2 separate regions of the Mus musculus genome follow, and region 1 is linked to region 2. The links are chromatin loops, found by intact Hi-C in ENCODE. Cell type or tissue: gastrocnemius. All regions are shown on one strand. Links, peaks and the distances in the headings refer to the core of each region. The heading gives the core; the rest is flanking DNA. Region 1 overlaps Cped1 (cadherin-like and PC-esterase domain containing 1). Region 2 has its middle 100 kb from the start of Gm38773.

Region 1 (4,400 bases), core at 116-4,115, 370 kb before region 2:
AGAGACAGAGACAGACAGAGACAGAGACAGAGACAGAGACAGAGTCAGAGACAGAGACAGAGACAGAGACAGAGTCAGAGTCAGAGACAGAGACAGAGACAGAGACAGAGTCAGAGACAGAGACAGACAGAGACAGAGACAGAGACAGAGACAGAGTCAGAGACAGAGACAGAGACAGAGTCAGAGTCAGAGACAGAGACAGAGACAGAGTCAGAGACAGAGACAGAGACAGAGACAGAGTCAGAGTCAGAGACAGAGACAGAGACAGACAGAGACAGAGACAGAGACAGAGACAGAGACAGAGACAGGCAGGGATTGAGGGAAGGAGGGAAGAAGGGAGGAAGACTCTAAAATTTATTAGTGTAAAGCTTAATTATGGAAAGTAAATAGTACTTGGAAAAGTGTATGTCACCACATTATAATATGATCTTTTAAACATACATGGCCTCATTTACAGATTCTAAGACTTCAGAGTTTGGTACATGCCATTTTTGTATCCAAATAGTGAGAAGAAATAAAATTCAGGGTTTTTCATACTATCACCATCATAGTCATCATAGTCATAATCATTTCTTTTTCAGCAATCTTACTTTGCGACATACACTAGCCTCGGACTTATGATTCTCCTGTCTCCACTTCCTAAGTGCTGGGTCTACAAGCTTGTGCTTGGATCCTAAAATTAATTTGGAATTGTAGACAACTTTAAAGTATTTTCAGCAAATATACTAAGTATTGACTGCATATAACTTTGCCTAGATGTAATGCATTTTGTTCTCAAATGTCCTAATGATTTCAGATGCTGAGAAAGAAACAAAAGCTTTTGATGGGAAAATGGGGTCACCTCTGTTCTCGGACCTCAGCTTCTTTGACTCTAGCTTATTTGCTTTATTCTAAGGAAATGTTAACTCTAGTTGTCCAAAAAGAGAGAGGTGCTCATTCCCACACTTTCTGCACATGTCTGTGTTAAAAATAACCATATCAGGGTTCTCATGGAATAACATCATTAGCTAATGTAGTATATCATGCAAAATGGAGGCCTATTTGCATTTTCTTTACTGAACAAAGGAGATTCAACCCCACAATCAGTTTCATGTAATTCCCTATTATGCATGCTACTGACCTTTTAACTTATTGAAATTTAATAGTATCAATTATTAACAATGCTACAATAGCAGAGTAAGAGTAGCTAAGAGACTCTGATGTCCCGTTACTTTGTTCTTTCCCTTCTAGATGTATACAGTGTTTTCAGCTTTTAACCTTTGATGTTGGTTATGGAGATTCAGGATATCCTGTGGTGCTCCAGGTGAGTGAGCAGGATGAAGGGTGTGTATTGGGGGGTGAGAGTGTGTTTTCATTCACAGCTACCAGTTGGTTAATAATAACTAGCATTGCAGTCAGTACAGGCTGATGCACCCATGGCTCCTAACAAGTGGGGAATCTGTGAACTCTAATAACCATGGCAGACACACCAGGACAAACACCGAGTTTCCTGTAGTTCCCCAAATTCCCCAAATTCATGAACAAAGATGGTATTAAGTCAAATACGTGTTCACGGAGAAAAGCAAGACATATCGGTAATAGCAAACAGGTGACTCAGGGACTTTCGTGGTGTTGTGAAAAGATAACTCTGTCCTTGGTCTCCATTTTAAGTAAGAAATCTGTGGGGACTAGACAGACTGCTCACTGGCAGAATTCTTGCCTGGAATGTACTAAGTTGTAGGTTTTATCCTAGCAATACAAATAAACAAATTAGTTTTAAATTTTAATTTAAAGGCATAGAAAGTCCTGTGTATTTTAAAAATGTTTTTCTGGTATATGTACCTATAAATGTGAGGGTTTTTCTTTTTAGTTTTCTTTGAGTTATAACTCTTTTAGATTGCAGCATATTTTTTTTCAGATCTCAGCATATTTTTCTTCTAAGCAGCCTTCAGTGGTAAAGATTTTAAAAATTGAATCCATTAACTTATTTTTTAAAAGCTGTCTATTGAGCTATAAAGTGGGAAGGTAAGGGAAAGAAAATAATCTAATGGGTAACCAGAGTTCAACTCTACTAATATTTACTTTTTTCCCAAACTATAATATTTGCAGTTTTAAGATTCTTCTATAAAATTTTCAATCTTACAGAATCTTTAAGTGGCCATTCACTTTTCAAATGTAATCGTAGACATCAACCTTTTAAAAACGTGTGTTTGGGGAAGGATGTCATGTCTTATCTTCCGTGGAGAAATATAGTAAGCTATAAAGCGTTTCAAGATAAATGAACGCACTGTTGAAACAACTTTTGGTATAGCATTGGAAATGTAAATGAGCTAAATACCTAATAAAAAATGGAAAAAAAAAAAAAAAAAGATTGGCATCTTCCTTCATCAGAAGCGGTCCTCACGTTTACAAAACTGTTAGCTTCCAGAAGACCACTAGATGGCAGCTCTGGTCTACAATCCAACCTGGAATAAGCCAGGCCTTAAGGGCTCCTTTCACTGTACTGGCTTCTCTTCCTTCAAAGGTACATGAACATTTACATTTTCACGATGATGAGAATTTCAGCGCGGAGGACCAAAATGCGGAAAATATTATTTTAAGGGATACTTTCGACTTCCTCTTCTCCAATGCGTCTTCACTGTCCATGGTTTCTGAGATGTTGCAGAGGCGTGACTCAGCAGGTGCATTCGTGGTAAGCTCACACTTGCACACTGACAAGCGGTTTTGCAGTCACCGGTTATTTTTATTGTGCGATTTAATTCTTTACTTGAAATTAATTTGTAATTATTACCTATTATTGTGAGCTTCTGGATTTTTTTTTTTCTGGTCTAAGGGGCAACATTGTTTTATATTGACTCAGTGGGCCTGTGAAAGGTTATGAAAGAAAGTGATGTAAAAAAGCTCACAGTTGTTGAGGAATATTCATGGATACTTTGAAACAATGGTAGATGTTTATACACTTTAGGATACTTCACAGAGGCTCTTAGAACTCTTTAAAGGCAATCTAGGATGCCAGGGTACTCCAGGATGACTCCAGGGGAACTGATCTAAAACATTAATTTGCTTAAATATTCATGACTGTTAGCACTGCAAGCTAGATGCTGACAGCCAGGGTGGAGTGTTTCAGAGGAGTGCTGATTTTTTTTTTTTTTAATGGTAGGCTAGCACAATGGTTATACACTAAAATCTCTGTACAGGTTATCATAGTATATTCCTCCATTGTTTTTTTTTTTTTTTTTTTTTTTGAACCCCATACTTGGAGAATTTGGAAGACGAGAATGTAAAAATTCTCACAAAGGTACTGATAGTGTCTGTCATACACACCTCTTCCCACAGCATCACTCCATCTCAGGGTCACACTAGGAGGCAAATACTTGTGTGGAAACCTGGGCTGGTAGGTGCAAGTCTATGAAACCCTTCACCGGCAGTGATCCACACTGGGGCTACCTGCACAGATGCTCTGAGATATTTTCACCTCTAGAGCACTCAGAAGGCCCAAGGGGGAAACTTGCATTCCTAAACTGTGGTCCCACACATCCTGTCTCCTGCACTCACAGCCCCCACCCCCTTACTACCAAGGTACTGTTGGCTTAGCTCAGACAGTTGGTCTTATCAAGTATGTTTTTTTTTTAAATCTTTGGATAGTGTTGTGACAACATATCATTTCTGTGAATTCTATAACTTTAATAAGTTTAGCTGTTACAGAGTGTTACAGAGTTTGATCTATTTATTAAGAAGGAGTGAGGAAAGATGGTTGACTGGTTCCAAGTCACTTAATGCTTTTTTTTTTTTTTTTTTTTTTTTTTTTACCCTTTCTAGGACGGAAACTATGAAAAGGAATTAAATCAGTGCCTGTCATTCGAGGAAATTCACTCAATTAGGACTTTTGTAAAGGAACTTGGGAGTTTGGGACAATTCCAACTGGTAAAACAAAAGTGACATTTCTTTCCACTTGGTGACTGACATTATGATATTAATAGATTAGCCATAAACTGCCCGATTTTCCCCCTTCAAACCACACACAGATATTTCTTTACAACGCTTTTGTAAGCTGTTTCCGTCCTTTGGGGAAGATGTCGATGCTTTGCTTTAAGAGTTTGCTAATAATATGGACTTTACCAGAAGTAAAGGGTATGACATCACAGTAGCTGCCAGGGTGTCACAGGTCTCTGGGGAAGATGTTGCTATATTTCCAAGGTCTTTCATTCTTAGCTTTGGGGCATGTACAAGCAACCAGTTTGTTACTTTTTAATTACTCTTTTGAGGAAAAATAAGCATAATTAATATAATAAGACTTTTTAAAACAGCCTAATCTTAATTGGTAGTAGCAATATCACAGGAGTTCAATAATAGAATATATGCTAGTAGCATCCTCATAGCAGCTCTTGCAGGTTTCAATCCTTAGAAGGACAATGCTTTGC
Region 2 (4,400 bases), core at 208-4,207:
CTCTCTGTGTGTGTGTGTGTGTGTGTGTGTGTGTACGGAACACACTCTGTAGACTGGGCTGACCTTGAACTCACAGAGATCCACCTTCCCCAGCTTCTTGAGTGCTGGGATTAAAGATGTGCCACCATTGCTCAGATGAAGTTTCAGTCTTATAAGGAAAGTGCTCTGAGACAACAAAACCAGTTTTGACTCTCCTGGTTCTCTTCCTACCTCTTTCTTCCAATAGTGCCAAGCCTGCCGTTTTATCTCACACTAACACTACTTTATAGACCGAGCAAGCTATTGCTTGATTCTAGAATTGATAATAAGAATCAATCCAATTATTTCCCCCTTTGTTTTTCAGTTATATAAAAATGTTTAATGACGTTTATATATTTACTTGTATGTGTGCATGTCCCACTGTCAAAAGGCGCTTCTCTGGCCAAGGCTGAAAGCTGCACTAGTCTAAGGGTGTCATCATAAATATTTAGAAGGCATTTTAATGACATTTGTTCAGGAAAAACATTAGTAGGCCCCCCCTGATAGGGTCTGTCTACCATCTCTCTAACCATAGGCTTTTGACCAAGTAAGTCTACCATATAAGGTATGCATTCCCTTCTGTGAAGAGGGCATCGGATCTAATCGGGAAGGAGTTGGTTTCAGCCCAGGGTAGTTATGCCTCTCCTGTACCACTGGGCACATCTTGTCTGATAGATTAATATGGTAGTACCCCGGGGTCCACAGTTTGTTTACTCTTTCTTATAAAGCTTTATGTCCAACCACCTGCAGACACACTCTTCTGGCAACAGGTGGTGTGTGTGTGTGTGTGTGTGTGTGTGTGTGTGTGTGTGAGAGAGAGAGAGAGAGAGAGAGAGAGAGAGAGAGAGAGAGAGAGAGAGAGAGAGAGAGAGATCTTTGCTGTCTGGTCCATTTTGTCTCAGACAGTGTGGAGAGAAATCCCCATGTCTTGTGAAGAGTGGAAGACAAGGTGAGGTTCCTTTCCTCTGTTTCGTTTCCCAAGGAAAAGGAAGCGTAGAAACGTAGAAAACGACCAGACGAGACAGCGAAAGACGCTCAGACAGTAGCACATTCTTTGGAAATAATTTGCACTTCAGGGATTTAGAAAGTAGAACACTTTCAGCTTTAAAAAGCAGTTTATGCTGCTTTGCTGCACTCCTCATTTGCCAAACAAATGATTATGTTACTATTTTAAGCACCGCATATTTAGTGCACGACTGTGGTCTGTCGGAGATACTTAATCACGCTGATAGAGTAGAAGAGTTGCAGGAAAGGAAATAACTAGAGCCGCTGAATATCCCACGCCTGCCCCGCCCCGCCCCATCTCCTTAGGATTCTGCGCAAAGGGAAGCATCCGCTACAGAGACATTTTAGCTAATAACTTAACAGACGGAAAAATATGTCCTAAGATCTGTTCTGTATCAAGTGGAAATCATAAACTGACAAATTTCATCTATTTAAGAGACGACCCCGAATCTGGAAATTTGAGGCTATTTCTCAAAAATCATCAAAATAAGGACTCGGCTTTGTCTGGGGCCATAGTTTTCAAACCTAACCTGTGAAATCACAGAAATTACAGTTTGATGACTCTGGGTTACACAAGCTGAAAAACTGGGCTCAGTGGGACAAGTAGCTTGCGTATCTGACTTTAGGCAAGACACCTTCTATCGACCGCTATTTCGATTTTTTCAGAAATTTATGCAACGTAGAAAAAAGCTTTTCTGTTTGTTTGCTTAGTTTTCGAGATTGTATTTTAATTACAACATTTCATTTTTTCCTTCTTCTTTCTTCTAAGCCCTTCTGCACACCCCTCCCTGGTATCCTTCACATTCATGGCCTCTTTGGGAAAGAGCTTTTAAGGCCCAATAATGCAGCATTTTCGGCTTGGCAGAACACTGCGGGGCTGACTAATCATCGTAGACAGTTCTTAACTAGAGAAGGAAAGCAGTTTCGAAAAAGTGGCAAGACTTAAACACAAGTACAGTTACTACTGGAATCCTATGTCGTTGAAAACATTTAGAGAAAAGTTTTTTTTTCCACAAAACTGCTAAAAGTAATTTTCAGCAAATAATATTTTCCCCCCTTTTCTTTTAAAAGTGGAATGCTCGCAATTTAAGAAATGCTGACAAAGCTGTTTCAGGACTCATGAGCCAGGACTGGCTATTTTAGATTCTCATGGCGCCATCTAGTGATTGAGACAAGCAATAGCATCTGTATTTGACCCAAAGGCTTTTTGCTTCTGAGGCTGCTCTGTGGATTTTTCTGCAGGGGTGAGTAGAATAACCACCTCCACAGACTTCGCTAGCTCTGCTCCGGGATACTGAGAAAAAAAATAATCTCATAATCTTGACACGGCTTTAGCCTTATTTGAATGAAAGGATATGGTTCTCAGCAAATATTTCAATCGTGCTTTTATCTTGAAATTCTTATTAATCTGGTACGACTTCCCTTTAAAGTACATTTTGCACTACTTTTTTCCAATTAAAGTTAACATGAGGCTAGAATTCACATTGAATTTAATATCAAAAATTGAAGCAGGAGACTGTTTCTGAAATTTGTAAGATGTAATGAAGTGTTTAAGACTACTGCATATTTTAATTAGAAAAGGGGACTTTCTTAGGAAGGAAAAGGTTGGATGCTTTATGCAAGTGGTGTTTTTATTGTGCAAAGGCACCATTCTAAAGAAGAAGCAGGAGGTTGGCTGTGAAAGGCAGGGAAGGCTGAGGGTGTGGGGCCCTGACTATCAGAAACTTCCCCTTTGGTTTCTAACGTTGTAAATACCTTTTCTCAAAGAGCTGTAAAAGGAAAATACTGGTACCTACCTATTTACTTACAATTTAGAGAATACATACTGTTTAAGAAGACAAAATGATGTGGAAGTATAAGATGCCCTAATTCTTTGGTGGAACCAGGCTCTGCCAAAAACCAGTGTCAGATGAGGCAGGGTCTAAGCTGTGGAAACAGCTGAGGAAGAGATCTGAGGATCAGCCTAGCCTGGTCCACCGCAAAAATCGGGCGAATATTGTACACTCAAAGCTCTTTCCCAAAGATGCCATGAATGTGGAGGAAAGCAGGGTGGGGTGAGTGGAATTTTAGGTCAGGCACTTGGGCCCCCTTTTTTCTTTTCTTTTTAGTGATCTCCTGTTGAGGTCAACTATGGCTCTTTTCCTGGTCAAAATTTAATTAGGTAGGGATACACACCACACACACATGTGTATTCATGTGTGTATAAAATCATATATATATATATATATATATATATATATATATATATATATATTTAGCTTTCTCTCTTTCTTAATAGCAGTGGCTGTGTATGGAGAGTTTTGTGAGTTAGTAAAACAACCCCCTAGAGAGAAAAATTTAACCCCAACTTTTAAAAAATTCAACTTAAACTCTTACAGTGTTTATAGTTTATAAAATTAAACATATGAAAGTTGGCCAAAGTTTAGAAATCTGATAAATTACACACACACACACACACACACACACACACACACACACACACGCGCGCGCGCGCGCGTGTATTAGCAATAAAAGTTCATCTCTCTTTTTACAGCTTATAGAATTCCTTGTTGAAATAGAGTAACTACCCTCTTGGAAAAGAGGGGGCTGTTTTATGAATGATGAATATATCGTTTTTTTTTTTTGTTGTTGTTTTTGCTTTTAAAGAGGTATTTATTTATTTTATGTATATGGGTACACTGTAGCTGTACAGATGGTTGTGAGCTAACATGTGATTGCTGGGAATTGAATTTAGGACCTCTGCTTGCTCTGGTCAACCTCGCTCTCACTGGCCCCAAGATTATTTATTATTATAAATGAGTACACCGTAGCTGTCTTCAGACACACCAGAAGAGGGCGTCTGATCTCATTACAGATGATTATGAGCCACCATGTGGCTGCTGGGATTTGAACTCAGGACCTTCAGAAGAGCAGTCAGTGCTCTTAACCGCTGAGCCATCTCTCCAGCCCAAATATATTGTAAATGGTAAGGGTGAAATTCACCTATGAACAGAAGCTTCAGGAACTCCAGGCAGGTTTCTTTGTCATTTTAAACCTGGTGTTCAAAATCCATTTGCTAGAAGAATGTTTGCTTTCCAAAACAATAACATTATAGACTGAAAAACCTTTCAGGATGCATGACTAACTGGCAAAAAGTCTTCAAGGTGACCACGACACTGATATACATTAGCCTGAGAATAGATTTGAATCTAGAGTAATTGAGCTCTTATGGAATGAGCCAGATGCTAAAAAGGGCCGAAAGAAAATTCTGAGGATTCCTTCCCGAGGAGAAGCTGGACGTGGTGGCGCACGCCTTTAATCCCAGCACTCGGGAGGCAGAGGCAGGCAGATTTCTGAGTTCGAGGCCAGCCTGGTCTACAAAGTGAGTTCCAGGACAA

The links. A loop is a pair of places that touch in the nucleus more often than their neighbours do. Peaks named below come from ENCODE experiments on the same cell type or tissue, not always from the same donor. Only the 100,000 strongest peaks of a DNase experiment are listed, where the experiment ranks them.
Region 1: it touches region 2 in a loop (6-fold over the local background); 40 of 42 quality-filtered maps call a loop at or near these places.

The regions. Positions count from the first base shown.
Region 1 is chr6:22,119,754-22,124,153 of GRCm38, forward strand. It overlaps Cped1 (cadherin-like and PC-esterase domain containing 1), which reads left to right. Exons shown (of 22, transcript NM_001081351.1): 8 at 1,231-1,303; 9 at 2,504-2,671; 10 at 3,799-3,903. Among named protein-coding and RNA genes, the nearest start is that of Cped1, 140 kb to the left of the region's middle. In gastrocnemius, for the core only: a CTCF peak has its summit at 2,425 (motif pointing right); a DNase peak (open chromatin) is centred at 2,477.
Region 2 is chr6:22,491,937-22,496,336 of GRCm38, forward strand. No RefSeq gene overlaps it. Among named protein-coding and RNA genes, the nearest start is that of Gm38773, 100 kb to the left of the region's middle. In gastrocnemius, for the core only: a CTCF peak has its summit at 2,196 (motif pointing left); a DNase peak (open chromatin) is centred at 2,220; H3K4me3 peaks cover 324 bases.